2 separate regions of the Homo sapiens genome follow, and region 2 is linked to region 1. Evidence: chromatin loops called from intact Hi-C (ENCODE). Cell type or tissue: tibial artery. All regions are shown on one strand. Links, peaks and the distances in the headings refer to the core of each region. The heading gives the core; the rest is flanking DNA.

Region 1 (16,876 bases), core at 4,934-12,933:
AAGATACTGCTGAAATGTAGAACTTTCTGAATAGGGCTTGTTAGAGGACAGCTAGTTTAGAGTTGTCAAATTAATAGAAATTGTCAACCTTTTTAGTGTTTCAGTGGGGAACTTTTGGACGATAGTACATTTATTTTATTTAAAATCCTAAAGTCTTTTTATATGGGAACATAAAAATGTAGATATAACTTGGTTTTCTCACACAATTTTTGGAGTTAGTTAGTTGTATCTGTTAAGTATTTAGTTCTTACTCAGATAAGGATTTAAACATTTGCTAATACAAGTTCTTACAGATGGTAGGACGCTTAGTGTTCATTTCATCCAACTTCCTAGCCATTGCTTATAGAATTACAAGAGTTGAGCTCTTATAAGATCATTTGGGCTGTGCGTCTCGTTTTAGAGATGAGAAAAATGGCCTAGAGGGGCTGCAGCTTTCCCAGCTGACAGCTTAGGCTCCAGATCTGCAAGCCCTTCTTCCCTTACCCTCGCATCGCCATGTGCTCCCCTGGTCAAGGTCCAAAGCCAAGGTGTTCTCCAGCCACCTGCCATACATAGCCCAGCTTAAGCCCATGTGCACAGTTACTTGGCAACCGTGAAATGCTGTATTTTCTGGATGAATTGGACTCAACAGGATCAAACGAGATGAAAGATTTGTTTTTAGAAAAAAATGCAAATAGAAAATATGAAATCCTCTTAAAACTCATCATCCACAACGTTTTTCCCCCGTGAAACTTTTATTTCTTGCTCGCAGAATAAAGAAGAGCCAATGCTCAGAAATTTTCAGATACGTTGTTATTTTCAGGCGTCGGTCTGTACATCAAGAAGACAGTAAGATTCTAACTTCTGGTCTGTAGTAGTGGTTTTGAAACTGTGTTTATGGTCGTGACCTACAGTAAGAAATATATTTTATGACAGTGTGTGTGTGCCTTATAACCAAAAGAAAACAATTTTGAAACAGTATTTGACCTTGCAATATATGATACTCAAATAATTCTTATTCTGTTCTATTAAAAATTGTTCATCATAACCTACTAAATTGATTTTATTACCCACAAATAGGTTGTGACCCTCAGTTTTAAAAGCATAGCTCTACCCAAAATAAAATGGATGCTGTTATACTTTGTACCTTGTCCCTTGAGACTGAGTCAGGAGAACAAGTACACTATTTGTCTACTAAATGATCAAATGGAATTTTGAAGAAGCTCGGCAATACTTACTTCTTGAAGACAGCATTGTTACCCGAAGGCAAGAGTAAGAATGTATCTATGCTTGTCTCTCAAGGTTGTTCTCTTGGCTGCTTATCCTTAAACTACAAGAATTGTAAAGATCAGTTTAAAATCTAGGATTAATTTTAGAGTAAAATTGGGATTGGCATTATGTGAATAATTTAGGTAATTTGTTGATCTTTCTCTGAAACAGTAACCTGTGTTTAAAATTTTTCACATAGAGCAGTCCTTAAGAAAAGAAAGGAACTCATTTTCCCCTGATATATATACACACATATATGTGTACACCATATATACACACACATACACACACATATATGTGTACACCCATCTGTATACACACATATGTGTACACCCATATATACACACATGTGTACACCCATATATACACACATGTGTATGCACACATACACATGTGTACGCACATATACACATGTGTACACATACATATATGTATATTATACTATACATATATGTACACACACATATATAGTGTATAATATGCATATATATGCACACATAGTGCATATTATATATAATATACACATATGTATATAATATATATTATATATTATAATATACACATATGTATATAATATATATTATATATTATAATATACACATATGTATATAATATATATTATATATTATAATATACACATATGTATATAATATATAATATATATTATATACACATATATAATACAAGTGTATATAAGTATATATGTATATACATATATATGTGTACACATATATAAGAAATCCAAATCCAAATACTGAAAAATTTACAAAAAATATTTACAAAAATATTTTTATCAAGTTATTAATTATAGGTGGAATCATGTATGTCTCAAGCTATGTGTTATAAATGTTATCAAATAATTCAAACAATATATTTCACATCTATATATTCTGTATATGCATGATATATATGTCATATGTAATCTATGTTAGGGTACAGCAGTTTCACTTTAGGTCTTAAGCATTGCTTACTTTAGGGTCCACCTTGACATTTCCCCCGCTTCCCCCCAGAATAGATGAGATCCTTCTGTTATGTGTCCTCAGAGCCCCTGCAGTTTGCCACCATTTGTAATTATATATTTGTGTACATATTTGTTTATTATGTTTGCCTTCAGTAAACTCCATGAGGGCTGGGGCATCGTCTGTTGTTTTGCTTACTTTTATTGCCTAATTCCTGGCTCGTTGCCTAACAGCAGGTTCTTTGCTGACACTTGTATGAAGGAGGCAGAGCATAGGTTTTGGTAGTAGATAGGCTTTGAATGTTACCTTTTGATTGCTAGCAGTAGGATTGTGGGGAAGTAATTTAGCCTCTCTCAGTCTGTTTCCGCATTTGAAAGGCAAAAATAATAACATCTTCCTAGGTTGTTATTAAGATTAAGTAATTCCTGTTCTATAGTAAGTGCTCAGTATTAGCTGTTTTATTACATTTCTCTTTCTTCCTCTTTTTGGGCTTAAGGTAAAAGAGGCAAATCCTATAGTGATTTTCTTAAAAAGCCACCAAATATGCATTGAGGCTGGATACTTTTAAAAATAGCTGCAATAATCTCCATTCAAGAAACATTTCCCCCCCAACGTCTGCAGAAGCCATAGAAATAAGAAAAAGGTTTTTTTTTTTTTTTTTTTTTGGATCTAGCTTTTCCAGATTCTCTCTCTTACTTTAGTTGTGGTTTATTCTGCATATTATTCCTACAGGTGTTTGGAATTCTGGCTGGCCCTTGGATCATCATAAATCATGCTGCTAAATTAAGAACTGTAACGCTACTGATTGTGATTGTTTAGGTTAATAGGCACAGCTGTCTTTTTCTGTGGAAATTCTTTTTAGTTCATTTAACTTGTGTCTTTATAACTTGGATTAATTTTCTTTTCATTTTTTAAATGTTATACACTGTAAGAGGAATAGTTTTCAAATTGATCTAGCCACTGCCTAAGAAAAATGAATGAAATCTTTTCACGTAATAAAACTAGATTGATCTAGCTACTGCCTGAGAAAAGTGAGTGAAATCTTCTCGCTTAATAAAAGTAACTTAATCAGTTAGAAATTTTCCTGATTATAAAGGTAACCTGTATCTATTATGGAAAACTATGAATCATATAAAGAAGAAAATGACCAATTCTAATTCTGCCATCTAAAAATAGTTTTGGCTTTTTTTTTTTTTTTTTTTTGAGATGGAGTCTCGCTCTGTCACCCAGGCTGGAGTGCAGTGGTGCAGTCTTGGGTCACTGCAAGCTCCGCCTCCTGGGTTCATGCCATTCTCCTGCCTCAGCCTCCTGAGTAGCTGGGACTACAGGCGCCTGCCACCATGCCCGGCTAATTTTTTGTATTTTTAGTGGAGATGGAGTTTCACCATGTTAGCCATGATGGTCTCGATCTTCTGACCTTGTGATCCACCCGCCTCAGCCTCCCAAAGTGCTGGGATTACAGGCGTGAGCTCCCGCACCCGGCCGGCATATTTCTTTTCTGTGTATTTTTTTTATACAGTTTATTTTTACAAGCTGCCATATCATGAGCATTTTCCTATGACAGACAATGGCAAACTGTATTCCTCTAGATGTATATCCCATAATTTAATAGTTTGAATTTGATAACATGATATAACATATGGTTTGTGACATATGATTCCACTTACAATTAGTGACTTGATACAAATATTTTTGTGAATTTTTCACTATTTTGGATTGTTTCTTTAGGATAGCTTCCTAGGTCATAAGATATTTAGAGTTTTAAGGCTTTTGAGAGGTGTTGCTATGTTTCTTTCTAGAAAGGTATTAAGTTATTCATACCAGTGTGAAAGACAAAATGCACTGGATAATTTTATTTACAAAAGCATATTCTAAATTGTAATGAGGTATAGATCGCTTAAGAGGAAAGGGCTCCTTATATATTCAGAAAATAAAACATTAATAACAGCAACAATATTCTCAACAGAATCCACGGTCATCCTTGATTAGTTCATTCAGTCCTGTGTAATTCTTTTTCCACTTGATCTTTAGTTAGCAGTCTCATGAATTTATCTTCTTCTTGATTAGAGTTCTAGAAATCCTGAGTCAGTCCACTGGTATCTTCTCAAAGTTGTTTAAACATTACATCAGAAGACTGTACTGCAAGGTACCTGGCATAGTCCTTTTCCTTGGGTCCCAAGACAGCTCTTCTTTGTTGAAGACAGGCACTGTGGCCTGTAGCTGATTGTAAGTGCTGTCAGGGAAGCAGCAAGGTAGAACGAAAACCTATCTGTAAATGACAAAATAACTTAAAGTGGCTGTGGTTAACTTATTACTATAATTTTCAAAAGTGAAAGATCCAATGAGATTTCATTATAAGAATAAAGCAATTAATAAGGATATTTGGTTGTTTCTTTGTTGTACAAGACAAGATTAAAGTCATTCCAAAATTTTTTTAAACAAAATATTCATATAAACATAAGGATTCTATTTTCAAGAAAGAGTGGCTATTCCATTTTTATAAATTAGATGGAATATCCACTCTTTCTTGAAAATAAGAGTTAATCTTTACTGGGAAATAAAAGTATATAAATATAATTACTGAGAAAAAGAAGTTTAGATATAACATATGATAGTTCTGATATATGCCAACAATATACCAAGCATATAGTTAAAATATACCAAGAATATCAGAGAAAGAGATTCTGTAAGTCCGGAATATGTCCTGAACATCTATCTGTGCTTATTAATGAAACATCATAGGTAAGTAATGTGAATATCCAGTTGAAAACCACTGGCCTGGAAGATACTAGATTCAAATTAAGTTGGGACCAAGTCAACATTTAAAAACAAAGCTGAAATTATGACCCATAATGCTGTGTTGTCTAATATCGAACAAAGTAGCACCAGGACTCTGATAAATAGCAGTGTATCATTGTCAGTGAGAGCACTGACAATTTTCTGTTAACTTCTATAGCAAGCAGAGTCTGAAATATTTACAACATTTTACCTATACACATTTAACCTAGAGAAGGCTAAGCATTTCTTCTGACTTGACAACTCATCAATAACAACATGACAGATAAACCTAATTATTTTCTAGCACTTCTTTTTTTAAAAGGTGAAAGAACAAATCTTTGTGATTGTTTCGGGGACCACCATCTGGGAAATCTCAAAGACAGTTTTAGGTGCAAATGATATTTATGATTTGATTTTGGTAAGGTAAAATATTAAAAGTTGCCAGGAGATTTGAAAACTTCAATTAAGATAGGATCGTGGGTTACCAAGAAATAATAGATGACTTTATATTTAACCCAAGTGACAATAAATATTTTGAAAGTAAACATAAGTGGTAACATGATCGTCAAGAAACTTTCCTGAAGGAGAAACTTGTTCCTTAAATAATCAAGGACATAATAAGTTGGCAGAAACCATAGGTTTTCATAGTAAAACAGAGAATCTTGCTGTTTGTGCAGATAATGTAGAAAAGTAAAGAATAACTTTTACAGTCTATTAAGAGCAAACCAGTAATCTGATAAACATTTGACGTTGAAACAGAGAAAACACGATTTTAGTTTTGTATCAGTATAACATTTGATACTAAAGGTCTTTTTAAAAACCTTATTTAAAACCACCAAACTTATCCAGTCTTGACCATGACAAATAAAATTCCCTTTCCATGAACCTTCTACAACTTTCTGTATTCAAAATGAACACATTCATTAATGGACTCAAGACACAAAAGTATATAAACTTTTTTTTTTTTTTTTTGAGACAGGGTCTCACTCTGTTGTCCAGGCTGGGGTGCGGTGGTACCATCATGGCTCACTGCAGCCTCGACCTCCTGGGCTCAAGTGATCCTCCCACCTCAGCCTCCCCAGTAGATGGAACTATAGGCACATGCCACCATGCGTGGCTAGTTTTTTAAGTTTTTTGTAGAAATGGGGTTTCTCCACGTTGCCCAGACTGGTCTCGAACTCCTGGGCTCAAGCAATCTGCCTGCCTCGGTCTCGCAAAGTGCTGGGATTAGAGGTGTGAGCCATTGTGCCCAGCTTTAGACTTAAATTGTGTTTAATAATCAGTGTTTTAGTACTCAGGAATGGTGTAGGTATCTAATGAATACCCATTGATTAAGTCAATTTAGTATCAGAAGTTTTAAATTACCTAGAGACCTTGGAAATTATCTTCAAGCTGATGTGATTATTGAAATAAAGTTTGTCAGATAATGATTAAATTTGTTTAAATACAAATTTACCTTTTTTAGAATCTTAAGCATTAAGTAGTAGTAATGTTAGCTTATTTGATTAATAAACATGTATAAGTTTAGGAAGAACATTACAAGTAGAATAAAAATCTGTGCGTATATTTAACACACTGATAAGTCAGAGAAGACATAGCTGTTTTTTTATTTTTGTTTTTTGAGACAGAGTCTTGCTCTGTCGCCCAGGTTAGAGTGCAGTGGTGCAATCTTGGCTCACTGCAACCTCTGCCTCCGAGGTTCAAGCAATTCTCCTGCCTCAGCCTCCCGAGTAGCTGGGATTACAGGTGCCCGCCACCGTGCCTGGCTAATTTTTGTATTTTTAATAGAAACGGGGTTTTGCCATCTTGGCCAGGCTGGTTTCGAATTCCTGACCTCATGATCCCCCCACCTTGGCCTCCCAAAGTGCTGGGATTACAGGTTTGAGCCACTGTGCCCGACCAACATGGCTGTTTTATTAAACCAACAATATAAACTAGTATCAGTTACTAAAGGTTTACCTAAATTGTGTGAATTTGAATTCTGAAACTGTTTCTGAGTTAGTTTCCATGATCCATGTCTTCTTTTTTCTCACATTGAATTAAAGGTGCAATTTCCTTGACTTCTGAGCATTTTAGGACTATTCAATTTATAGAAGGACAGCTGGCCTTTCGTATCTGTGGGTTCTGCATCTGTGGATTCAACCAACTGCAGATTGAAAATATTCAGAAAAAAAATTGCTTCTGTGCTGAACACGTACAGACTTTTTTATTCTTGTTATTATTCCCTAAATAATTCAGTGTAACAATCATATACATAGTAATTATGTTGTATTAGGTATTATAACTAATCTAGAAATAAAGTATATGGAAGGATGTGCATAGGTTATATGCAGATATCGTCATTTTATATCAGACAGTTGAGCATCCCAGATTTTGTTTTTCCAAGGGAGGTCCTAGAATCAATCCCTCGTAGATACTGAAGGATGGCTGTACTTATCTGCGAGCCAGTCAGAATTGAGCTCTCTCCTTTAAGGGATTTTATAACCTATTTGAGAATATCATCTAAAGGTAGGAACATATACAGAATATACACTCACATAATGAGAGGTATAGGCCTTTCATAGTTACAAACAGACACAGAACACAAAGAGAAAGCCTATATATTCAATTTTAAAATTTTAGTCATGGATCAAGCATACGCAAATGTAACATTCTCCAGTCCCGAGATCTGCTTCTTGGTGGTCATGAAATTCCTAACTGATTTGAGCTCAAAGTAGACAAATAGAAAAAAATAATCAGGTTCTCTGTCATCTTTCCTAACAGAAAAAATATCCCTATTATAACCCATTAATTTGTTTATGGAGATTGACAAACTGTAAAATCAAAAGTAACCAGCAACAGAAATAAAGCAAATCTCAGAGTAAAAATCAGTTCCTTACTGTGCTGCAGATGAGCAAGGTCCAAAGCGCAGGACCAGGAATTGTACTCATTGTTGTGTCCCCAGGTCACAGACCAGAAACAAGGCACAGGGGAACCCAGAGGTCTTGTTACTTGGGTGGAGTCAACAGGGATCTGAAGGCAAGGTCTTCATCCTGCTTGAGTCCTGGCATCAAAACAAAGGAAAAATACAGTGGACAGTTAAGTAGACGATTTTATTCGGGATATTGCAGTGGGGAAAAACATTCACTATTGAGGAATGTCTTGAAGAGGAGGGAGAAACTTAGGGTTTTATAAAACGTGGGAATTACTGAGGAAGATAGAGGGAGGGCTAATTTTACAATATGCAAGGACATGGTGGTCCTTTGAGGTTAGCCATTTCTTGGAACACAGAACGTGGATTTCCTATCCATTGCTCTCTTAAGGAGCACAGGGCTCAGATAAAGTTAAACAGTTGTGTCAAGTGATGGGTGTGTAAGTGCCCAACTCATTCTGTCCTTTATAACATAGAATATTTTCATTTGTATTAAATAGTTTGAAGTAATTAATTTTAAATACCCAGACATGATCCTGTATAGCCTCTGAAAATCTGTAAAGGTTTTTCTCCTTTTTAAAAAAATTGCTTTGGTTCATATTTGGTGCTTCTGCTCTTTAATAGGCTTTGTTTCTAGTAAGGTCATGCTTATTTAACTTATAGATATTGAGCTTTTAGAGAGTAATGTTTCATCAAACATAAAAGGCTGTCAATTGTAATATGCAGCATAAATTTTATATGTCACTAAGGAAAAACTGCAATGAAGCAATGACACAGTGCTTTTTTTATATCAGTTGTAGGGTACGGTGAAATATCAGAGATGTTAAAATTAGGGAAAAACGTGTGTTTTAAAATCAGTGAAGTATGGCCTTGACTCTTGCTTCTAATTAAACTTTTTATGTGATAAATATGGTAAGGCATAGCTATTGTCTTCTATAAAATTCTGGTAAACCCATAAAGAGTAGAAAGAAGGTAGAAAGGCAGAAAGTGGGATAGAGTGGAAAGTGGGATGCAGTGATGATATTTATTATATAATATTTGATATAACTTCAGTCTACCAGTAGGAACCTTTGTTGGGTAGCAATTGCATACTCATTTTCACTGGGTGTTTTCTGATATTTCTCTTCTAGGAAGCTGTGATCTTAATTTAACCAGTCTTTTGTCGGACTCTTAGGATGTTTCTGTTTCTTTTACTGTTATGAATGAGGTTAAAAGCATTGTTTTTAGCTTAATCTTTATGTCTAGTCAAGATGTTTTATTAGAGTAAAATCCTGGAAATATAATTACTATACCAAAGTGTGTGTGTGTGTAAATATATGTAAAATTATAATCCATTTTATTCTTTACAGAATTTTACATACCGAGTTTTACGTATAATGGGAGCTGTATAAGCGTTGACATAATGTGGTAATAGATGAAACAGGAGCTGGCAGTTGACCAATTATGTAGGACCTTGTAGTTTCCCCTCTACTTTGTGTTTAAATTTTTGTATGATATTTATTGTTGTATAATTTAACAAAGACATACTTGTGTATATTACATGTGTAGCTTGATAAATTGTTCAAAAGCAAATACAGTGTTATAAAGTTTACCTAAGTGAAGAAATAAAATGTGAGCAGCATCCTAGAAAATCTCTTCCTACTTCTTGCACACACTACCCTTTCTTTCCTCATTATCCTGACATTTACTGATATTTTACATCTACTACTTTCACTCAGCATGGTGCTTGTGAGGTTCATCTATGTTGTTTTGGTTGATGGTGGTTCTTTCATTCTTGCTACTGTAAAATACTTGTTACTGCAAAATGTGTAACATTTTGCTCAATGGGTATAATGTTTATACCCATTGTATAAATGTATCATGGCATATTCATTTTTTTAAACCATCTGAACCTTTTTTTTTTTTTTTGAGACGGAATCTCACTCTGTCACCAGGCTGGAGTGCAGTGGCACGATCTCGGCTTACCACAACCTCCGCCTTGCAGGTTCAAGAGATTCTCCTGCTTCAGCATCCCTAGTAGCTGGGACTACAGGTGCGCGCCACCACGCCCAGCTAATTTGTGTATTTTTAGTAGAGACGGGGTTTCACACCTGTTGGCCAGGATGGTCTCCATCTCTTGACCTCGTCATCCACCCGCCTCGGCCTCCCAAAGTGCTGGGATTACAGGTGTGAGTCACCGTGGCCGCCTGAACCATTTTTAAGGGTACAGTTCAGTAGCGTTGTTAAGTACATTTATTTACACTATTGATGCAACCAATTTCCAGAGCTCTTTTTATCTTGCAAAACTGAAACTCTATACCCATTAAATAACAACTCCCCATCTACCCCGGTAAACACTGTGTTACAGTTTCATGAATTTAACTACTCTAGATATCTCATGTAAGTGGAATCAGAGCATTTGTCTTTTTCTGATTGGCTTATTTCACTTGGTGTAATTTTCTTAAGGTTCATCCATGTTACGGGGTGTCAGAGCTTTCTTCCTTTTTAAGACTGAATAATATTCCATTGTGTGTACATATCACACTTCATTTATCCATTCATCCATTGATGAACATTTTGGTTGCTTTTATCTTTTGGAATATGTGCATTTAAAAAAAAATCTTTGAAAGGCTCTTGAGAATATTTGTGCCAATTTCCACCAGGAATATATGAGTTTATTCTTGACATTACAATAATAATTTTTAAGTCTTTGCTAGTTTGATAAATTAAAAAGCTCCTGAGAACACATGGACACAGGGAGGGGAACAACACTTACTGGGGCCTGTCGGGGGAAGGAGGTGGCGGGGAAGAGCACTAGGGAATAGAGCTAATGCATGCTGGGCTTAATACCTAGGTGATGGATTGATAGGTGCAGCAGACCACCATGGCACATGTTTACCTGTGTAACAAACCTGCACGTCCTGCACATGTACCCTGGGACTTAAAAAAAATAAAAAAGAAAAAGCTCTTAGTTTTAAATTCTTGCATTTTAAATCGTGAGGTTGAATGCTGTTTTATGTCACTCAGCTATTTACATTTCTCCCTATTGTGTTTTAAAAATTATTCATGTATCCTCTTGACTGTACTACTTGAGAGTAGTAACTATTATCATAGGTATTCCATTTATCCCCGAAGTGCCTGGTACTATATGCACCACATGAGATGCCCAGGATGTTTGGTAAATAAATCAGTAACTTTCTTTGTTGATGTGTTAGAACCTCATAAAATTGTATGCTTATCATATTTTTTGGTTTGTTACAACTTTTTTAAAAGTATTTCTTAAATAGTTACATAATAAATAATCTCAAGTAATATTTGTTAGAAATTATCCAATTATCCCTATTTTAGGCTAATAAAAGTGTTTATTTTTAATAAACATTTCTTGGTTCAAAACTATAGGTATATGTTTTGTTTCTTTCAAATGTTTTTTTAAAAGTTCACTTAAAAATCATGTTATTCCATTAAATTTTGTTTTCCTACTTAGTCCAAGTTTATTGCACAATTGCCTACTCTTTATTTTTGTTTAATCGGAGCAGATAAGCTTGACTGTGACTAAACCTAGGTTGAGAATCATTACTAATCACTTTGCTATATTTACTATGACTAACCCCTGTTAAATACTCAAACACTAATAGTTTATTTAAGAAGTTTAAAGAAGAATTTATCCTGCTACATGCAGATGTCTGATAGAACCTACTTGTAGGTTGCAATTTTATGCAATTTTTGTATTCACAACTCTGGAAATTTTGAGTTAAGGTTAATTAATTGAAGGCTGTGAGATTATATTTATTGTGTATAGCTTTGGGTGTGCTTTTTTTTGATGTCTTTTATTCCTCTGAGTGTTAGAAGCGTGTGATCCTTAGAGCACCGTAAGGCAGTCACTGAAGAAAGAACTGTACCACCTCTGGTGCTTTTGCTTTAGACACTTCATTGGTGTGTAATTCTTGAAGTTCTTGTAAGGAGAGTGGATAAATGAAGAGAACAACAGAAAGAAGGGTGGGAAGGAGTTAGGGACTACAAAGAAAGAGAAGGTGGAGAGAAAACAAGGTGCTGTGTTACTTCAAATGACATTCATTGTCCTAATAGGCCCATGAGAGGGAAGTCTAATGAAGAATTTGAAAGTAAAATGCTTTTAAGGAAAGTTTCTCTGGTAGAGTAAACCCAAATAACTCCTTTAATGCAGAGGTTCCTAAACAGGCATTGAAGTTATCAACCTCCATGCAGGTAAATTGATAAAATGAGTATGGTGACTTTTTTTCTATAAAGTTAAATTAATTTTTCAGGATTCTGTTTTTTGGGAAACAGCGGAGACAGTAGATTTTAGGTATTTTCAGTGTCTGAGTGAAATGGTGGCAGTCTCGTATTGGTTGCCTTTCAACCCCCCTCCCTTCTTCACACACTTAATTTTAGGTATGTCTTGAACAAAAATAAATAATTTAGAAACTGTTTCTTTATACTTAATTATCTGAAAAAGTAGGATGTCAGAAGTAAGTGAGGGAAAATACTTCTGGAAATGCCAGAAACCGTCATGAAAGTTCAACGCCAGAACTGAGCTTTTATTTTGCAAAAGAAGCCCTTAGAGGTTTACTTGGCTCTTTGAATATCTGAGTCTTGTTTAACAGAGAACCAAAGGAGGAGTATGTGTGTATTGAGGAACAGTTACTAAAAAGGGAGAGCAGTTAGCCAGACTGGGTGAATGAAATAGTAAAGCTTAACTGTACTGACTAGTTAAGTCAGTAGTAGCTCACTGCTGCAGTCCACCCTACCCATCTGGTTTATTCCTTTCCTGACAGACTCATTCATATGTTAAGTGCTGGCTGTGTATCAGGCAGTGCTAGTGCTGGGGCATGGGGCCCCAGCAGTGAATGAAATTGGTACGGTCTCTGCCTAGTGACTGAGTCCTTTAAGAACCTTGATTAGGCTCAGACAGCTTTTTGAGTTGGCAATCTCCCCACCCTCAGATTTAGCTGAAATTAGGGTGGCCACGCATTTCGAGTCCACATTTGTGAAGAGGCCTTAACTTGCCTCCCTACACCAATTTGCCACTCAGCAATAGCTAAGTGTGAGGCTGCTTTAAGCTTGAAATCCAGGCCCAATAGTCCTGCTGAACCCCTTGCCTCTGAGAATTTAGAGTCTTAATTCACTGAACATCTTCCTAGTTGTTGAACATTCTGTGTTCTTTCTCAGCTCCATTCCTTTGTATGGGTCGGTTCCTATGCGTCAGTTGCCCTTTCCTCTCTTTTCTTTTGGAATCATTTCAAGTGGTGTTTCTCTTGGGAATATTCCCGTACTCCCCAGCCAGATAATCTTTTTATTATATAAATCATAATATAAAGCATGCCCTGCCTTCAGAGAATTTATAAGCTAGTTGGAAAAGATGTAAGGTAATAGAAATTATAATTCATGGTCTGGTGCAGAACTGTAATAAATTTACATCTATAATCTACCTATATGCTATCATATAAGTGGCATAACTTGTTGCTTTATATAATTATTACAACGAACTTATAAAATACATATGCATTTTCAGATAAGGGAGGTGAGCCTTTAAGAGACGTATTAGTGCAGAATACCGGGAATCTGGTCTCAAATCCATATTTGTTACTCTATTTTATATGTTGTTTCCTTAGACATACATGAGAAAAGACGTTGTGAAAGATTTAAATAGTAGTTTATTACAGCAGTAAGAGAGATCACAGGAATGATTAATTGCCAAGTAAACTACACAGGGGTGGGAGGAGGTCCTTTAGGCTGAGGTAGGAATGATATCTAAATGTATTGTGAGCATTTGGCGTGTTAATAAAAATATTATAACATCATTTAAAAATGGTCCCATCATATTTCATTTTATGAGCATACCATAGAGCTGGAAGTTACTACCAGTTTCTTCTTCTAGACAACACTGCAGTGAACCTCTCGGTACATACCACAAGCTTTTCTGGCTGCTCTCAAAAGAATTTCCTGAAAGTAGAATTTGAAAGGATTTTGAACACTTTTAAAGGTTTTAATATCACAATAATTTCCTCTGGAAAGATTGTACAAATGTATATAGGTCATATTAGTGCTTACCTTACTGTATTCTTTCTAGCTTCCAGTGTTACTAAAAACTGTTTGCTAATTTCCTAGGCCAGAGAGAGCCATCTTGTTTTAATTTAGGTGGCGGGACAGTTTTCATGTTTCACTGCTATATAAATTTGTTTTGTGAATTGTCTTTTCATTTTGTTTGCTCGTTTTCTTGTTGGTATTTTGCAGCTTTTCTTCATGAGCCTTTTCTAAATTTAGGACAGTTATCCTCAGTTTAACTTTTAATATGGCTTAGGTAAATTTTTTGTACATATATAGAAGACTTAAGCATTCTTATAGTTAAATCTTTCCCTTTAAGTTTTCTTTCATTTCTTTAATGCTAGAAACCCCAACACATGAAATTAAGGGAAATAATTTCAGATTCATTTTCTAGGAAAATAATTGATGCAGGGCAGGTGAGCCCAAAAGTGAGGTTTAGCCCATGAGGGTTCTTGGCTTTGCCCAGGAAAGAATTCAGGGGCACACTAGAGGTAGAAGAAAACAGCTTTATTGAAGAGGCAACGTTACATCTCTAGTGGTGTTAAGCTCCGTGGCTGCTGCTGCAGGGCAGGGCTGCCCCGTAGGCCAAGAGTAGCAGCTCAGGGCAGTTCTGCAGTCATATTTATACCTGTTTTCAATTACATGTAAATTAAGGGGCAGTTTATGCAGAAATTTCTAGGGAAGGGGTAGTAACTGCTGGGTCATTGCCGTGGAAAGGGGCAGTAACTCCTGGGTGTTGTCATGTCAGTGGTAAACTGATTGGCACACTGGTGGGCGTGTCTTATGGAAAGCAGATTCTGCCCCATCACTGTTTTAGCTAGTCCTCAGTTTGGTCTGGTGTCTGAACCCTGCCTCTGGAGTCCAGTCCCGCCTTCATTGTAAACTCTAAAAGAGCTTATAATGTAGGTTTTATGTATTTTGTATATCACATAGTAGGCACTGAATAATTGACTGGTGGTGGAATGAATTGTCATTAACATGACTTTTGTAATAACCTTGCTGGTTCTTGGCACCTCTTCCTTTATGCAAAATGCTCTCATTTTTTGAGAATTAATGAACTAATAAAAGACAAAGGAGCGCCCTTTCCTTTTAGGCTTCTTATGCAAGATTTCTACCCCTTTTGTACCACTGGGTATTATATCTTATGTACCTGGTTAAACTTTCTTCCTGGGAATGGTATTTGAATGAGAGTTAATGTAGAACCTGTCATAAAATCCTTATTTCCCCTTGTTTTAATGTAAGTAGGTTTGCTTTCCTTTCAAATCCTGCTAGTTTGTTAGTGCTTTTTCAAATTAATTTTTCAGAATTTGAGAAATAGGTGATTATTAAAATGAGTTAATTTGGTCATGCAGAGAGCTGTTCCATATAGTTTCCAAATTTAGTGCTAGTCACAATTTCCTCTAGAAATAACAAGTGAGATAGTCCCTTTTTTTATATGAGGATGCTGAAATCCTGTACTAACCTTAAAGCACATATATTTGAATTCTGGACTACCAAAAAACATTGTGTCTCTAGGATATCAGAAAGTGTTCTCATTGGAATTGGAATTCACATGGAGAGGAAGAGAACTATAACAGTAGGGCTCTTGCCTTTACTTATATTTTAGATAGCTTTGTTGAGATACAATTCATATGTCATCCACCCATTTAAAGTGTCCAAATCAATGGTTTTAGTATATTCACAGATATATGCAACCATTACCACAGTCAATTTTCAAACATTTTAATCACCTTGAAAAGAAACCCTGCACCATGTAGCCATTACCAACCCCCTGCCCGGTCCCCAACCCTCCCACTGCTGAGTAACTGCTAATTTACTTTCTGTCTCTGTATATTTTCCTATTCTGAACATTTTATATAAATTGGATCATATAATATGTGGGTTTTTTTGTGACTGGCTTCTTTCACTTAGCGTAAGATTTTCAAGTTTTGTCATAGTATAAATTATAGTGCATTCATTTATATGGTGTCAACAGTATTCTCTTTAATGTGTATCTTTGTCCATTTGTATTGCTGTAAACTTTTGCCAGGGACATGGATGGAGCTGGAGGCCATTATCCTCAGCAAACTAACACAGGAACGGAAAACCAAACACCACATTTTCAATGAGAGCTGAACAATGAGAACACATGGACACATGGGGGGGAAACAGCACACACTGGGGCCTGTTGATGGTGGGGGGAGGGAGAGCATCAGAAAGAACAGCTCATTGATGCTGGACTTACTACCTAGGTGATGGGTCGATCTGTGCAGCAAACCACCATGGCACACGTTTACCTATGTAATAAACCTGCACATCCTGCACACGTATCCTGGAACTTAAAATGAAAGTTGAAGTGGCCACCATCACCACCACCACCAACAGAAGAATACTCGAGGCTGGGTAATTTATAAAGAAAAGAGGTTTACTTAGATCACGGTTCGTCAGGCTGTACAAGAAGCATGGTGTCAACATCTGCTTCCGGTGAGGGCCTCAGGAAGCTTCCACTCAAGGTAGAAGGAGAAGGGGAGCCAGCGTGTGCAGATCATGTGGCACGGAGGAAGCAAGAGGTGGTGCGGGGCGGGGGGAAGGTGCCAGGCTCGTTTTAACAACCAGCTCCTAGGGTAGCGCTTGCTAGCACTCATAGAGAGAATTCACTCATTACTATGAGGCTGGCACCAAGTCATTCATCAGGGGTCTGCCTCCATGACACCAGACTCCTCCCATTAGTACCCACCTCCAACATTGGGGATAAAATTTCATCATGAGGTTTGGGCGCCAGATACCCAAACTATAGCAGTGGGAGTACTACATTTTGTTTTTCCACTCCAGCAGTTGATGGACACTGGATTGTTTTCACCTTTTGGTTATTATAAATAATACTGCTATATAAATTCATGTATAATGATTTCTCCATATCTTTGTCAACGCGTTGTCTGACGTTTTAATTATAACCATC
Region 2 (16,876 bases), core at 5,084-13,083, 53 kb before region 1:
TTTCTCTCCCGGTTGTAATTTATTGCACCAGCTGCCTCCCCACCTGCCAATTCTCCTTCAGATATGCCTCCTCTGCAGCAACACTTAAGATATTTTTATTAGAATTAGAAAGTGTAGCAAATTATGTTTATTTTTCCTTTCCCTATTGCTTCTATACAAAATCTCCCCATTTATTTTCTTTGAAACTATTTACAAGCGATTGCTTTAACCCTGCTCCCCCAGCATACCTGTGTTTATGTTATCTTTCTTTTATTACAATACATTGAGCTGGCCCTCAGGTGGATTCCTCATTTTGATATTATTGACACTTCTTTTATCTTTACTGGACTGCTTCTCTGTGTGCTTTTTTGACAGTCATCCTGTCGAGGTTTTCTTTCAATCTGTTTGACACATTTTTTCCTTTTTTGTTGTTGTTGTTCTTTGTTTTTCAAGATGGGTCTCGCTGTGTTGCCCAGGCTGGAGTGCAGTAGGACCATCATGGCTCACTGCAGCCTTAAACTCCTGGGCTCAAGGAATCCTCACCCTGCAGCACTCTGAGTAGCTGGGACTACAGGCACGTGCCACCATGCCCAGCTAAGTTGTTGTTTTTTTTTTTTTTTTTTTTTTGGTAGAGATGGGGTCTCACTTATGTTGCCCAGGCTGGTCTTGAACTCACAGCCTCAAGTTATCCTCCTGCCTTGGTCTCCCAAAGTATTGGGATTACAGGCGTGAGCCACCGCACCCAACCTTCCTGTGTTATTAAAGGAGAAATCCTAGTAATGAATAAAAAAAGACTTTAAGGTATAATTGACAATAAGTTGGCCTTTGCCATTTAAATAAGGAAATTGAGGGCAAAAAAAATCCTCTGAATGTGTATAGAAAATGCTGCTGGGGAGTGGTTTATGAATATTTAATTAAAGAGATGAGAGCCAGGCAAGGTGACTCACACCTGTAATCCTGGCACTTTGGGAAGCCCAGGCGGGAGAATTGCTTGAGTCCAGGAGACCAGCCTGGGCAATATAGTGAAACCTCTTCTCTGCAAAATAATTTTTTTAATTAGCTGAGTGTGGTGGCACATGCCTGTAGTCCCAGCTACTTGGGAGGCTGAGGTGGGAAGATCCCTTGAACCTAGGAGTTCAAGGCTGCAGTGAGCTATGATCGCACCACTGCACTCCAGCCTGGGTGACACAGCAAGACCTTGTCTCAAAATTAAATAAATAAATAAAGAGATCGGAGGCATTACTACCATAAAGTATTTGCTATTGCTTTCTGGTGTCATTATAACAACCAGCATGTTCTGAATATCAGAATTATCTGTGACATTAAGTATGTATTTGAGCAACTATTAAAACTATATGTAATGGTGGCTCACATCTGTAATCCCAGCACTTTGGGAGGCCGAGGTGGGTGGATCATTTGAGGTCAGCAGTTCGAGACCACCCTGGTCAACTTGAGGAAACCTGGTCTCTACTAAAAATACAAAAATTAGCCAGACATGGTGGTACACACCTGTAATGCCAGCTACTTGGGAGGCTGAGGCAGGAGAATCGCTTGAACCTGGGAGGCGGAGGTTGCAGTGAGCCGAGATCATGCCACTGCACTCCAGCCTGGGTGATGGAGTAAGACTGCACCTCAAAAAAAAAAAAAAAAAAAAAGAAAGAAAAAAAACTATATGTAATCTATTGGATTTCTCAGAAATGGATTTTCCAAAGCAAAAGAATTTTATTTGACTAGTGTATGTTCAAACTATGTTATCTTTTATGCATCTGCAGATCAAAGATTACTTATAACTGTGTCAATGTGCCAATGCCCAGAAGAAAGATAAAAATATTTACCAGCATTTCTAGGAAATGAATGATATAGATCAAGCAACAGGATATTTTTATTTTTCATTCACATTTTTAATGAAACCCTTTCCCCTTGCATCACCAAAACTTTTTTCTAGCCAAAAAGAGAGAGAACTCAGTATCACATGTGGAAACTACCTCAGAGTTTCCTATGCCTTATTTGTTGTTAGGAATCTAGACATCATAAAAACTCAGAATATCCTCAGGTTTTGTTTTGTTTTGGTTTTGGTTTGGGGTTTTTTTGAGACAGGGTCTTGTGCTGTCACCCTGGCTGGAGTGCTATGGTGCTATCATGGCTCACTGCAGCCTCCACCTCTTAGGCTCGAGCAATCCTCCTACCTCAGCCTCCCGAGTAGCTGGGACCACAGGTGCACACCTCCATGCCCAGCTAATTTTTTGTATTTTTTGTAAAGATGGGGTTTCGCCATGTTGCCCAGGCTGGTCTCGAACTCCTGAGCTCAAGCAATCTGCCAGCCTGGGCCTCTCAAAGTGCTGGGTTTACAGGCAGGAGCCACTGTGTGCCACCTGTCCTCAATTTGTACCTTAATGATTTCAACAGCTATTGCTTAGTAGCTGTGGAGCAAAGAAGTACAAATTTGTATGTTTGCTAGATTGGGAATATAATTAGTGAAATCTAGAAGATACTTTTACAGTTGCTTTTGATGAGGTCTTATGGCCAGTTACATTATTATTCAATGGTATCTTAATTTCAAGAAGAATGTAGACTCACAGATACGGGACTAATTAAAGTGGAAAGGCACATTTACAGATAATCACAGTCTGCTTTTTTTGTGAGGCACATGAGTAGAGTTTCAACTTACACTATTGTTAAACCTATAATGGCATATCCATAGCCCTCTGTTAATCATTTTTTTGCCTCTTAGTTTATTTTCATATTTCCTTTGAAAGAAAAATACTAATAAAATTACATAAAGGATTTCTTTTCATAATTTTATGATCTAGAAAAGTAATTAACATATAAGTCCATTATAGCTAAAATTATACTGAAAATATATCTTCACACACCTCATACCACTACTACAACATATATTTGCCTGAGTTCCTTTCCTCTCCGCCCCGCAATTTCGTCAAAGCAAAAGGACCATCCCACTACAGAGTAAAACCCTAGGTAGATAGAAACAAAACAGCCAGGGAAGATCTAGAAATCCAGTTAGAGCCAGCATAGCACAAGATAATCAGTCTTTAAAAGAAGTCACATATTTAGGTTTTGCAAAACGTTTTTAAATTTTTTTACTTTAGATATAAAAGGCCAGACTCATTTTTCTAGATTATATCTCATATATTTTGAGGTTTCACATTTATGAAACAAAACCATAATTTCCTAAGTGTACAATTTCTTGAAAGCATTTCAACAAACATTTAAGTTTTAGTTTTTGTTAAGGAATTTCACCAAAGGCCTCTTTCTAAATCTTTTTTTTTTTTTTTTTTTTTTTTAGCTGAAGTTACTATTTTCCAACTACATGGTACAACACGCAGGCAACTCTGGGCATGTGCACACAAGTGCAACACACAGCCTCAGTGTTATGGGCAGAAAGCTTATTCACCAAAGACCTATTTTTAGATGAGTGCTGTGCCAAACTATACTGTTTCATTTTTTTAGGTTAAGAGCAATATTTCATGTAAAAAATGTTTTTAAAAATGCATTCAAGCTTTCTTGGGAATAATCCAACTGTTTTGCTAAACCTTCCCCTTTCTTCGAGGGTACAGAAGTACAAAGAGTATATTCAATTTGTTACATAAAAGAATACTCAAAGAAGACTGAAGCCACCTCCAGTTAGCAAGTTCTTTGCCATTCAGGTAACAATTCATCACAGTTTGACAAGATCACTTTTTAAATTTAGGCTTAAGAAGGACGGCAGAAATAGCTCTGGGCAGAGAGGAAAGGTTCACATGGATGTATATAATGCATTGTGGTTTGATATTTTACCCCACACCCATATTATAAATAAACACGACTGAAGTACAGTGTAAAAATCCTCCAAATAGTCACTGTGCTAAAACTAAGCATGTGTGCTATATTAAGAGAAGTGGTATCTACGGTACTTTTCATGATAAAATGCTTCTTTTCCTTTCCCCTCTCAAAAAAAAAAAAAGACTTTACGAACTTCTTCATAGTGATTGTATAGTTTGTAATTTGAAGTTCAAATTTGTAAAGTGAAGTTCAAGGTTAGAGGAGTGCAGTCAATTTTCATTTACAAACTTTGTAGATTTTGTGTAGGTAGTTTGCTTTCTTTGGCAATCATTTAAAATCTGGCTGGCCTCTGCTTGCTGGCCAAACACTTCCTGGGATTTCTCTCCTTCCAGAGACCTCTTTAAATTTCCCTAGAGTGTTTGCAAAAAGAACTGCTTTTAAAGATAGGCAAACCTACTTACGAGAAAGGAGCAAATGCCTGGGATATCTGAAGTTAATGCGTGTTGTTTTGGTAATCTGCTATTTTGAATGATGACATGAGCAGGCAGTGTGTCATTCACGGAACCAGCCCTGGTGCCAGTCTCCTACCAGTTTGTTTACCTCCAGCTCCTCTAGAAACAAGTTAAATGATGACTCGGGCCTGGTGTTGTGCTATATTTTAGCACTTAAAATGATTCAACAGAGTATATATTGATTTTATAGTTCCTTTGTAATGAAACCTTGGGAACCATTGTGTTTTTTAAATATAAACAAATGTATGTATTATTACCTACCTCGTTGAAATCAGCAACTGTCAGGAAGCTTAAAACAATGATTCCTTTTTGGGAGTCCCCTTTTGGGAAACCAAAGCCCCATTATTTTACTTGCTCGTATACTAATATCACACTGATTTGGGATGAGAATTAACCACATGTAATATCTGCAACAGCCATTCTTTCATTAAACAAATGTGTCCTGACCTCCTATTCTGTATCAGGACCATGTCAGGGGTGAGGCATGCAAAGGTGAAGGAGGTAATCCCTGTCCTCCAGTAGGTCACAAACTAAGAAGGAAAAAAAAAAAAAAAGCTAAGGAGGGAAACTGAGCCATAGAGAAATGATTAAAATAGGGTTTAGAATATGCAAATGTTAGTGTGTGCACAGGGTTTTCTGAGAACACAGAGAAGATTGGTCTGGGTGGGGCAGGCAAGGAAGGTTTCCTAAGCAAAGACGCCTGAATTGAGTCAAAGGGGATGAGCACCAGCACGTGGCCAACCAAGCAGGGGGAAGACACGTGTGGGAAGCGGGTGGTACTGGCAGTGGGGACAGGCCCATGGGACACAACAGCAAATGCACTAAAGAGCGTGATGCGCCTGAGGACCTATCAGTAGTTTGGCCCTGTTGGCACACGGAGTGAGAGATAAGGAGGAGCAAGCGGGGGAGTTGGAAAGGTCGGCGGGGCTGGTGCATGGAGGCTTTGGGACTTTAATCAACTTGGACTTCATCTTTAGCCCATAGGAAGCCCATCAAAAGTTTTAAAGCAGGGGAGTCATGTGGTCAGAGGTGCATTTTAGGTAGATCAATGTGTAGAGGACAGAACTGAAGAGAGCAGGACTGGACCCTGGAGAAGAGCTGGGAGACTCTTCTAGTAGTCAAGGTGAATGATGAACTAGATGGTGTTAGGAGTGGAAGGGGAGATGGCCTCCAGAAGTGACAACCTTCAGATCAGCAGAACTTGTTGAGTGATGAGATATGAAGGGTGAAGGAGCAAGAGCAGCCAAGAGTGACTCGAACCACTCGAGCTCAGAAGAACTGACGGCTGGAGAGACAGGAGCAGGGAACAGGGTCCATTTTGAGGGCAGATGATGGGAGAGGCTTCCCCTCCACCTCCCAGCACACACACACACACACACACACACACACACACACAATTTACATCTTTGTCTTGCTCCCATAATGCGCCATACCGTCCCCACAAGAACATTGTAGCACTTCATTTTAATTACTTCATTGTCTGTCTTCCTCACTAGACTATAAGCTAACTGACAACATGAATTGTGTTTGCTTTCTTCATTGTTCATTCCCAGAGTCAGCAGACTGCCTGGCACACGGTAGACATTAATAAATATGTATTAAAGGACTGTGTTCCATTTCAGATCATAATTAAGAATCAGCCATATATTTTCAGTTAGTTTTTTGCAATATTTTTATGACAGCCTTGTTGGAGTTGTTTAATAAAGAGACTCCATCTCAAAAAACAAAAAGAAAGAAATTTCTGCTCTTTATAAATTACCCAGTCTTGGGTATTCTGTTATAGCAGCACAGAGGAGACTAAGAAAACATTAGGCACTTTATGGAGTCAAAAAAAACCCAGAAAACCAAAAACTTAGAAAAACAGAAAGCCCAGACTCTGAGTATCATTGCCATTAAACTGTTTCCCAATGTTTTGGATGTATACAGGCTCACTAAATAAAAAATAAATCTATTCAAGGTCGGGCACGGTGGCTCACGCCTGTAATCCCAGCACTTTGGGAGGCTGAGGCGGGTGGATCACCTGAGGTCAGGAGTTCCAGACCAGCCTGGCCAACGTGGTGAAACCCCATCTCTGCTAAAATTACAAAAAATTAGCCGGGCATAATGGCGGGCACCTGTAATCCCAGCTATTCAAGAGGCTGAAGCAGGAGAATGCTTGATTCTGGATGTTGCAGTGTGAGCCAAGATTGCGCCATTGCACTCCAGCAACAAGAGTGAAACTCCAGCACGGGAAATGAGCAAGAAGGTCAAAAAAAAATTAATAAATAAATCCATTCAAGAGTGGCATTTGCTGTTTTCTGTGTGGCTCCCCATTGTCTTATGACCCCAGTGGTTGAACAAGGTAAGAAGTGGGTCCAAAGAAGACGTCAGCATCCATCGTGTGCTCCATGAGTGCCTGCATTCTCCCCAAAGCCGCTCAGTGTGTGCTGCAAGCTCTCTTTTGTTGCCAGTGCCTGTCCATCCCTAAAAAGCCTCGCATTGATTCTGCTTCTAAATGGTTTCCCCTTTTTGCAAAGCATCATTTATACCCCCAGAGAAAAGAATGTGAGCTCAGAGGCGTCTTTGTCCAAAGAAACTTTGAAGGCAGATTCCTTGAGCTCTCAAGACATTCCACAGTCAGTAGTTCCTTTCCTCATGGGTGCATGTATTTAACTCTGGCAGGAACCTTTGACATGTTTTTTCCATAGTTCCTTTTATTGTGATTTCCTAGGTACATTTCAGTGTCAAAAATGTAAGTAGAAAAGAAAGTATGCAATATTCTTGCTAGGTTTCAAACAAACGAGAAACTCTTGTTTTACATTTTTTTGATAATTACTTTCTTAAGAAAACTATGGGTATACCTTGCTTGCATGGAAAATGTGTTATGAAATAATGTGTACAGATTACATTTCTGTGAATCAAATCCTTCTAGGTGAGACGGTTAAAGGAGTTTGTTTTGCTCTTTGTTTTAAAGTGAAAAGTGTATTTTATAGGGCAGTCTCTTAACTTGCCTGTGTGCTAATCCTATGCATTATTACATCAGAATAACTACTTCCTCTGACCCTGACCCTGACCCAAGTCATGGCTACTTCTTCACTTTGATGACCATTAGGGTCTCCTCACCAGCCCCTTAATTCCACCCTTGCTTTTAGTACAGCATCCTTAGTGATCCCTTTAAAACATAAATACATTTTAAAACTTAACTCCTCTATTCAGAACACTCCAACAGCCCTCCATTTTCTTCAGAGTGGAATCCAGAGTTCCTACAATTGCACTCACCTTTTTGACCCAGCAATCCCATTACTGGGTATATACCCAAAGGGTTATAAATCATTGTATTGTAAAGATATATGCACACGTATGTTTACTGCAGCACTCTTCACGATAGCAAAGACATGGAACCAACTCAAATGCCCATCAATGATAGACTGGATAAAGAAAATGTGGTACATATACACCATAGAATACTATGCAGCCCTAAAAAGGAATTGAGATCATGTCCTTTGCAGGAACATGGATGAAGCTGGAAACCATCATCCTCAGCACACTAACACAGGAACAGAAAACCAAACACCGAATGTTCTCACTCATAAGTGGGAGCTGAACAGTGAGAACACATGGATACAGGGAGGGGAACAACACACACTGGGGCCTGTCAGTGGGGGTCGAGAGGAGGGAGAGCACCAGGAGAAATAGCTAATGCATGCAGGGCTTGATACCTACGTGACAGGTTGATGGGTACAGCAAACCACCATGGCACATGTTTACCTATGTAACAAACCTGTACATTTTGCACATGTATCCCGGAACTTAAAGTAAAATAAAAATAAACACACAGGCACTGGCTGCTCCCTCCACCTGGAATTCCTTCCCTACATACCCACATGGCCATTCCCCTCATCTCTTTCAAGACTTCCCTCAACTTTCACCTTCCCAGGAGGCCTGCTGTGACCACTCTGTGTAAAACTGCAGTCCCCGCTCACCCCCTTCTCCTCCTCTTTCCCTTCTCTCTTTTTGGGGCTTACCTCCTTCTAATACACTACCACGTATTTGCTTACTTATGTTTAGTGTCCTCATCACTAGAATGTAAACTAAATGAAGACAGAATTGTTTCCTATTTGGGTGGCTGCTATGTCTGCAGTGCCTAGCCTGGTGCTAGTACAGAAAAGAAATCCAAACATTTATTAAATGAACAAGTGAATGAGTTCATTGGGTGTTTTTCATGTGTAATCTAAACAGAAGCAAATTTTAATTTTCTGTGTAGTTTTAAACTACAAGAAGGGTAAAGTCCATTAATGTGTGTATTTGGAAAAGTAGATTTTGTAAGCCAGGCACGGTGGCTCACACCTCTAATCCCAGCACTTTGGGAGGCTGAGGTGGGAGGTGGGCCTGAGCTCAGGAGTTCAAGACCAGCCTAGGCAACATGGCAAAATTAGCCGGGCATGACGGTGTGTGCCTGTGGGCCCAGCTACTCAGGAGGCCAAGGTGGGAGGATCACTCGAGCCTGGGAGGCGGAGGTTGCAGAGAGCCGTGATTGCACCACTGCACTCCAGCCTGGGTGACAAAGCAAGGACCGATCTCAAAATAAGTAACTAGAGAGAACATTCTTTCTTTCTTTTTCTTTATGCTGGTCCAAGAATTTCCTAAACCTGGGTAGGCATAAGAGATAGTAGCAAGAAAGCCCCGACTTAGGGCTTGGTCAGAGCATTTGACCACTCTCAGGTTTTGACTCGGTAAAATATGCGTAATGATAGCTGCTATTGTTGTGAGGATTAGAGATAATGTACATGAAGTGCCTGGCCCACCTCGATGACTACTCCCTAAATAAGCTTTATGACATTCTCTGGATCTGTCCTCAGCAGTCCCAACAACTTAAGACATCTAGAGAGCAAACAAACAAGCAACCAAACAAAAAACTCCTGTTTCCTACCCAGAGCTCTTTGCCCGCCACACCCTGAGGAGCTCTTTTAAAGACTGCGTAGTGAGGACATCAAAGCTATGCACCATCCTGCAGTTAGGGAGGAACAGTGAGTCAAGGACCAGATCCTCTCCCCTGGCCCAGGATAAAGCAACTGCTTCCTTCTGTAGACTTGGTGCGGCTTGCATTTTGCATCTGTGGGTTTTGATGTTTTCGAGTCTTTTCCTTGTATCATTGTCCCACAGTAGTCCTGTGACATAGATAAGGCAGCTACAGATACTCTCAGCAACAGGCTCCAAACGACTTGCCTGTGGCCACAGGGTGTCCTGGACTTCAAGTGAGTGCCCATTTCTGCAACAAATATTTGACTCCCTGTTTTCTGCCAGGCGCTGTTCTAGGCACTGAGAAGAAAGTAATGTCTCTGTTCTCATGGGACATACGTTTTAGGGGAGGGGAAAGGGACAAGAAGCAAATACAAGTAAATATGCAACAGGCCAGGTCCACAGAGTGACGGGCTGCAGAGGTGCTGGGGATTGGCATTTGACGGAGAGAAATCAAGTAAAGCCTTGCTGAGAAGATGACATTTGGGAGGAGACTGAAGAGTGTTGCAGTGCCGATGTGGCAAGGGCAAGGGCCCTGAGGCAGGACCACACCTGGATGCCTGAAGCACAACAGGGAGGCCAAAGAGGCTGGAGCTCGGTGGGTAGGTGGGAGAGAGTCGGGAGAGGTGCTCAGAGAGCACGCAGAGGATCAGGGCTTGCCTGCCTCTCTAGGCCATCATAAGGTTGGGTTTTTACTGTAAGTGAAATCAGACGGAAAGCACTAAGGGTTTTCAGAAGGGGAGTGACAAAATCTGACCTACCTGTTATCAGAATCATCTGGCTGAGGCCACCCAGACAGGAGGGAGCCAAAGGGAACCAGGCAGAGCAGCTTGCAACAGGTGCAGCCGGGAGGTGTTGGCAGCTGAGACCAGGCCTGTGGCCATGGGGTGTTGAGAAGTGGTTCAATTCTGGCTATATCTTGCAGGTAGAACTGGAAGATTTTGCTGAAAGATTGGACATGGCATTCAGAGAAACAGAGGTTTTAATGACAAACTCCAAGTTTTTGGCTGGAGCAACTGGAAGAATGAGGTTGCCATGAACCGAAAAGAGAGATTGCAGGTGGAGCAGGTTTTTGGCGTTTTGTTTGATTGTTTCTTCAAGGGGTGTAGGCGAAAGCAGGAATTAAGCTTGGGGCATGTGAAGTTTATTAGATATACAAGGGGAGATGCCTCACAGGCATGCTGGTAAGATGCTGGTAGGAGCCCAGGGCCTCATCTGATATCGGGATTCATCAGTGTTTAGAGTGTAGGGGTTGCTTAAACCCATGAAAGTAGAAGAAATCATCTTGAAAGTGGTGTAAATAAGGCAGCAGCCAGAGGTTGCAATGCGGTAGGACTCCAGCATTTGCTGGTTAGGGGAGGGAAGGAACCGGCACTGGAAGCTGACAAGGTGTGACCCATGGCAGGAAGAGAGCTGGGGAGGGATGGTGTCCGGGAGGCCAGGGAAGAAGGTAGGGGGTGGGGTGACCTCTGTCTGTCACATGGTGCTGATAAGTGAAGCACCTGAGGTCCAAGATGTAACCATCCTTCTAGCAATGTGGAGGTAGCTTTGGTGAGCGAACCACCCATTCTTTCTCTTCCCAATATAAAAAAACAAAAACAAAAACAAAAACACGAGATTAAAGTCTCAGGTTTTATTGGTAAAAATTAAAGCTTCAGACTTTAATATTATTTTTTATATTGGCAAGAGAAATAAATTGTTTTCTATATTGGAAAGAGAAATATTTTCAAGAATAAAAAATCCAAGGGGGAGCTTGGATTTTTATTTTTAGGCTATAACTTTAAAAAATTTTATTTATAGAAATGTATAGAAACAGAAAAATTGCTCATAATCCCATCCTCCAGAGGCATTTTTATGCATTTTTTCTTATATATTTGAGACCATGTTATGCATATATATTTTGGGCATGTGGAACCTTCTTTTATAAACATAATATATCCCTAGGTCATTGAAAGCACTATGCACACATTATTTTTAGTGACTGGCCTTCGTGTCCTACATCATGATATCCAATAATTTATTTGATTATTCCTCTTCCGCTGGATCTAGGTTCCCAAATGTTTACTCTTATATATAGTATTGATAATCACTTCCAAGCTCTCACTGGAAGTTAGTTGTTTTGGATAGCTAGCTAGAAGTGATGGAAATCAAAGGGAGTCAAGGGTGCAAACATTTAGAGCACCTGCTACATATCACTAAATTGCTTTTGAGAAAGTTTGTATGAATATACACACCTACCCAAAATGAAGGAGGGATGCCTTCTTACCACTCTCTGTTGGCTCTGCTATCATCAATTGTGTTGAAATGTTTATTTCTGATTATTAAAGCAATATTTTTATTGAAAATTTGAAAAATCAGAAGTGCATAGAGAATTTTAAAACACAATAGAAACAACAGTCTTTTAATACTTTTGGGTTTTTTTATTAATTAGAATCATACCTTATGTGTTTATACACACACTATATATATATATATATATATATATATATATATATATGCATATATATTTATTTCTTAATTTGGCATCACTTGGTGAAGCATTTTCCACGTCACTAAATATAATTCCCAAACATGGCTTTTAATGACCCTGTAGTCTTTCATTCCATTGGAGTGCTATTACTTATTTGCTATCCTCTTATTGTTGGGTGTTTGTATTAATTTTTAGTATCAAAAGTAATGCTTATATTCAAATCATTGTATGCATCATTTGATTCTTCCATATAAGCTCCTAGGCCTGGAGTTACATGGTCAAAAATGAAAATATATTAGAAATTTTCCCCCAGAAAGACTATACTAATTTTTGCTGCTACCCACATTGTGAAAAAGGAATGCTTGTCTACTGTGGCTCCCCCAACACTGTGTATCATCAGTCATTTTTCAATTTTTTTGATAGTAGAGTAGAGATAGTTTATCAATGATGTTTGCCTTTTTTCATGAGTTTATTATGGATTACAAAGATATGGCTTTTGTTTATGTCTTTTATCAATTTATCTGTTGGAGTCTTGTATTCTTCTTAGTTATCTGGCAAAGCCATTTACATCACAAGGGTATTGATGTTATGCCATATTTGGGGTAAATATTGCCCCCACTTATTTGCGTTGATTTCATAATGGCATTATATAATCTATAAAGTTTTAACATCTTATGTAGTCACATTTATCAATATTTTTCTTTTCTTTAAATTTTAGAAAATTCTTTGCCATCTGAAAGTAATGTACATCTACATGTTTATAAACTATAACTCAAGATTTCTTTTAACTGTTTTAAAAGTTATTTATTTCTATGTATAGCTAAAGGTAACACCCTAAACTGTCTTTTTTTCCCTAGAAGTAACCAAATTTACTCACGTAGGCCAGGAATTTCTATGACGTGTTCCAAATTCAGCCTCTCACTGAACACTTCCAGAGCAAGGCAACATAAACAGTAAGTGACCTATTTGAACAGTTCTAATAATGTGGGGTTTTGTTTGGGAATCAGTCAGCATATCACAGGCTATACTGCAGTCATCAACAGCTCCCATCTCTTCTACACCTTGTCTGGAAGTGAAACCCCTTATTTCTACCTGTAGCTCATGGGCCAGAGCTAGTCACATGGCGCTACCTAATTGCAGGGGCCTGGGGAAGGCAGAGAAGCCAATGGAATGGTTTGGGAGCATCACTCTTCTGCTTCCTGCCATTTGCTGTCTTGTTGGCCCCGAGAACACAGAGTAAGCCTTTTCCATACGTGTTTTCAAATATTCCAGAATAGCAATGATATTGCCTTTCCCCACATATACCTATTGCCATGCACACACAAACCCTGAGTCCTTGGTAGTATTCTGATTTTCAGGAATACAAACCCCTATTCTTTTGATTGTTCATTCTTTCTATGATGCAGTTTCTCATCTCCTTGCCATCCTGGCGACCCCTTTCTGGATGCTTTGTCATTTATTAATACCCAAAATGTCTTGTGATTAAAACAGAAATGTGTATTCTACTTATTTTTCCATTTCATTAGCTTTTGGTCTTATGTTCTTGAAGGCAGAGCTTTTATCTTCTTCTCCTTGATAGCCCCTTCCACTACACCTTCCTATCCAGCTAGCACAAGGCCTGACTAGTGGCTTCTCAGTTTGCCAAATGAATTGTACACCAGTAGTTTCCATTGACCGGGACTGTGATTCTAACCGACACGAGAACCCGTATCCTAGAGCCATTACCAAAAAGCAATTCATTCAGCTATTCTAACTGCTTTCTGTTATAATCTGCTCAAGTCATACCATTACACACCATTTCTGTGCTTCAACTTCTCAGTGCTCACTGCTGCTACATGTTTTCCCATTGGGTATTGGTGAATCACTGGAGTGTGAAAAAGTAGACAACCTAGAAAAACAATGTCGCCAAACTGACTGTGATTGTGAAAATCTTGAAGTCTCTGCTGATTTAGAATGAGGAAGAAGAAGGGACATTTTAAGACCTCTTCTCCAACTCCTTGTACTATTTTTAGATAGGAAAATTTGCCTTGATCAGTCTTGTATTCCTTGAACAAAAAGCCTTCCTTCTTTGCCACCCTCCCCAGCAGGGAGCTTCATTGTTCCTACAGAGGCAGATGGTGACGGTGGGGCCAGAGGAGTCTGTAAGGGCCAGACTTTTTCGCAGATGTTTCTGCCAGGAAAATTTGCCCTGGTGACATTTGAGAGTGTTTACAGGGCAGCATAAAGTTGGCTTCTGTATTACCCAATTATCTGTGCCTTATGTATGTTCCAAACCTATTTAAAATGCTAAGCAGAAATACTTGCATCTTAAACCCATGATAAATGCAGTGCTAAAAATCTGTGTGACAGCTGGTCATTACATGTATATTAAATCCTTGTTGGGACCCAGAGACACTGTTTGTTCTAAGAGTTAGCCTAGATTCAAGCTTTTATTAGGACACCTAAGTATACTGAAGCTTAAGCTTAAATTTCCCGTTTAACCAACCTAATAGTTTCCAAATACACATTCATCTACTCATTATCTTCTAACTTCCTTCATTATCATGACTGAATGCTAGGAGTCTATTTTTCAAAAGAGCGAGACTATCATTATGCCTCCCTTGAAACCAGTGAAGTTCAGCTCATGTCAAACTGCCATTCATTAAACGCACACTAAATGCATCTTTAAAACCCAGTAGTTCTATGCACTACCCTAAAGGTATTTTCTAACATTATTTCCAAAACACTTTTTTGTTCCAAGTAATGTGAGTAGGCCTAGCAATTAACTAATTTCCAGCCAAGCCTGAAATATCAAAGGTTAGTCCTCAGAGATGGTAGTGTGCGAAAGAATGGGAGCTCTTGTTTGAAAATTCAGCTGTGTTGATTTTACAAGTCAGGACTGGAAAACAGCCAAAAGACTTTATTAACCTTCTTTTCAATCTTTCCTAAGAATTCTCTCACATCTAGGATGCCAATTACACTCCACAAAGTCACGCTTATTTTGTGGTGCCCTGGGGGTGCCTGCCTGCTGTTATCAGTAGAGTTAACTGCAGTGGGTAGAGGTTTGGGACTGAAAGAATCCATTTTAACTCAAGGATAGGGCATCTGTTTCCCCTGGCATCTCAATCAAGTTGGGGGCTCGTAGGATGCCCCAAAGAAGAGGAAGGACGTTCCAACACACGTTCATTCTTTGAGGCTTGGCTGGTGGCTTGATGCTTACTATAGCCTGGCTCTGTTGACTATCCTGACCGTCCTTTTAGTTCCTATTACTCTTGACTCAGAGGTTGGAATCTTTATTGCTCTCTCAACTGTACTTTTGCTTCTCCAGTCCTCACCTCTGGCCCTTTCTATCCTCAGGCCCTAAGACTCTCTCCCTTGGTCTGCCCCAGCTCTGAGGATGGGGTCTGCAGAGCTGCACTCCCCAGGTTTAAAAATGCCTGCTCTCATCACTCAGGAACATTGCAGAGAAAATCCAGATACCCTATGTTTATGGTATGATGTGTCTCATTTTGCATATACTTCAAGAAGAGGAACATGAACAGTTGAAAGTGCAAAAACTGAAATTTGTTCAGAAATAGATGTTAGTAAACTTTTACATATAAATTCAAAATATATAAAAATGGTGAAGTATTTTGTATGGACAGTGACCCCTGCACAGAAACTTTTTTGTAGCAAAGCAATAAGCCCAGATTTCAAATAGAAGAAGCTGGGATGATACACAGACTATAAACCTATCAGTCTTTAAAAAGTAACCTATTCCCCCTTCCCCATCAAAAAACATAGTCATGTACATTCATTTCTCTCTAGTAGTATTCATTCTGGTAAAGACTGTGTTCATGTTGCCATAATTAAAACTCTACAAATTGAGAAACTTTCATAAAAGCCAACTATCAACATGTCTGAAACGTGTAAAATGTTGATATAATTTAAACCCCTCTTCAGTAGTTGCTAAATACATGTTTCCCCTCCCTTAACATCAAATACACCATTGTATAGCTATGTTTGGAGTTTAGGATTACAAGGCCTGATAGATTCAAAATACCACAGAAAAACAGCCTACTCTGGTCTGTTCTAAATTCATCAATTATTTTAAAAATAACTATCAACTACATAACTGGAATGCTTTTAAAAAAAACTGTATTTATAAAAAAAAGAAATTGTATCAGATTGACTGGTTATTTGGGATACAATACTCTCCACATGGTAGACGATAATAAAAAATGGTCCTAAAGCTCACCTGCTCACGAATTCTGAATAATTTAGGTAGATACTCCCTGCCTCAAGGAAGTGAGACATAACTCTCCACTCTGCAAATGCAGGCTGCTCATTGTATAGTAATTTCCTTCCAAAGTGTACCAAAGAGAGAAAAGAGTAACTTTACAGTGAGAAACCTACAAACACTGTCAGGCAGGTGGTCAAGGTGAATGCCAACAGTGATACGTGCCCTTGGTAGGATGTGATGAGAAGGGCACTTCACCTCTGTGGTCTTCCTTCCAAAAACCCATAACCTTAGTCTAACCATGAGAAAAACATCAGAAAAACCCCAGTTGATGTCCTTTCTACAAAACGCTTGACCACTACTCCTTAAAACTGTCATCAAAAAACAAGGAAACCCTGACAAACTGTTAGAGTCAAGAGGTACCTAGGACTACATGATAATGAAACATAATATGGTATCTGTGAGAGGACCCCTGTGCACTTTAGTTTAATGTACCAGTGTTGGCTCATTAATTGTGACAGATGTACCATATAATCGAGATGTTATTAACCGGGTAAACTGTGTGTGGAGGTTACAGGAACTCTCTGCACTGTGAGTTCACAGCAGTTCTAGAAATCTAGAACTATTAATAAATAGTCCTAACAAACCATCCAAATGGGCCAAATATGACTTTCTCTACAACCAAGTGTGCCTTTTAACAACTGGCTTCCAGACCACCACAGCTGCTGCCTCTGACTCACACCCAGCCACCTGTCTCTAGACCTAATGTGGGACAAAACGTTCCCCACAACACCTTTCGAATTGTTCCACATATCTGAAGCCAGGTTAGAAATTTCCAGGAGTCATCTGAATGTGCATCTACCCTAGAACAGAGTCCCGTGCGGAGGTGTTAGGACATATTTGCCATCCATTGCCTGCCTAGACATTCCTTCCTACCGT

Evidence for each region. Peaks named below come from ENCODE experiments on the same cell type or tissue, not always from the same donor. Only the 100,000 strongest peaks of a DNase experiment are listed, where the experiment ranks them.
Region 2: a loop joins it to region 1, with 9 times the contacts of the local background. A loop is called at or near these places in 7 of 110 quality-filtered maps.

The regions. Positions count from the first base shown.
Region 1 is chr6:160,999,200-161,016,075 of GRCh38, forward strand. All of the region lies in intron 1 of MAP3K4 (mitogen-activated protein kinase kinase kinase 4), which reads left to right. Among named protein-coding and RNA genes, the nearest start is that of MAP3K4-AS1, 15 kb to the left of the region's middle. RefSeq lists an enhancer at 2,228-2,729. In tibial artery, for the core only: no CTCF peak of the experiment used is centred there; no DNase peak of the experiment used is centred there; H3K27ac peaks cover 1,165 bases.
Region 2 is chr6:160,946,373-160,963,248 of GRCh38, forward strand. LOC102724087 (a long non-coding RNA gene) reads left to right here. Exons shown (of 6, transcript NR_187757.1): 4 at 12,597-12,692. Among named protein-coding and RNA genes, the nearest start is that of MAP3K4, 37 kb to the right of the region's middle. In tibial artery, for the core only: no CTCF peak of the experiment used is centred there; a DNase peak (open chromatin) is centred at 9,710.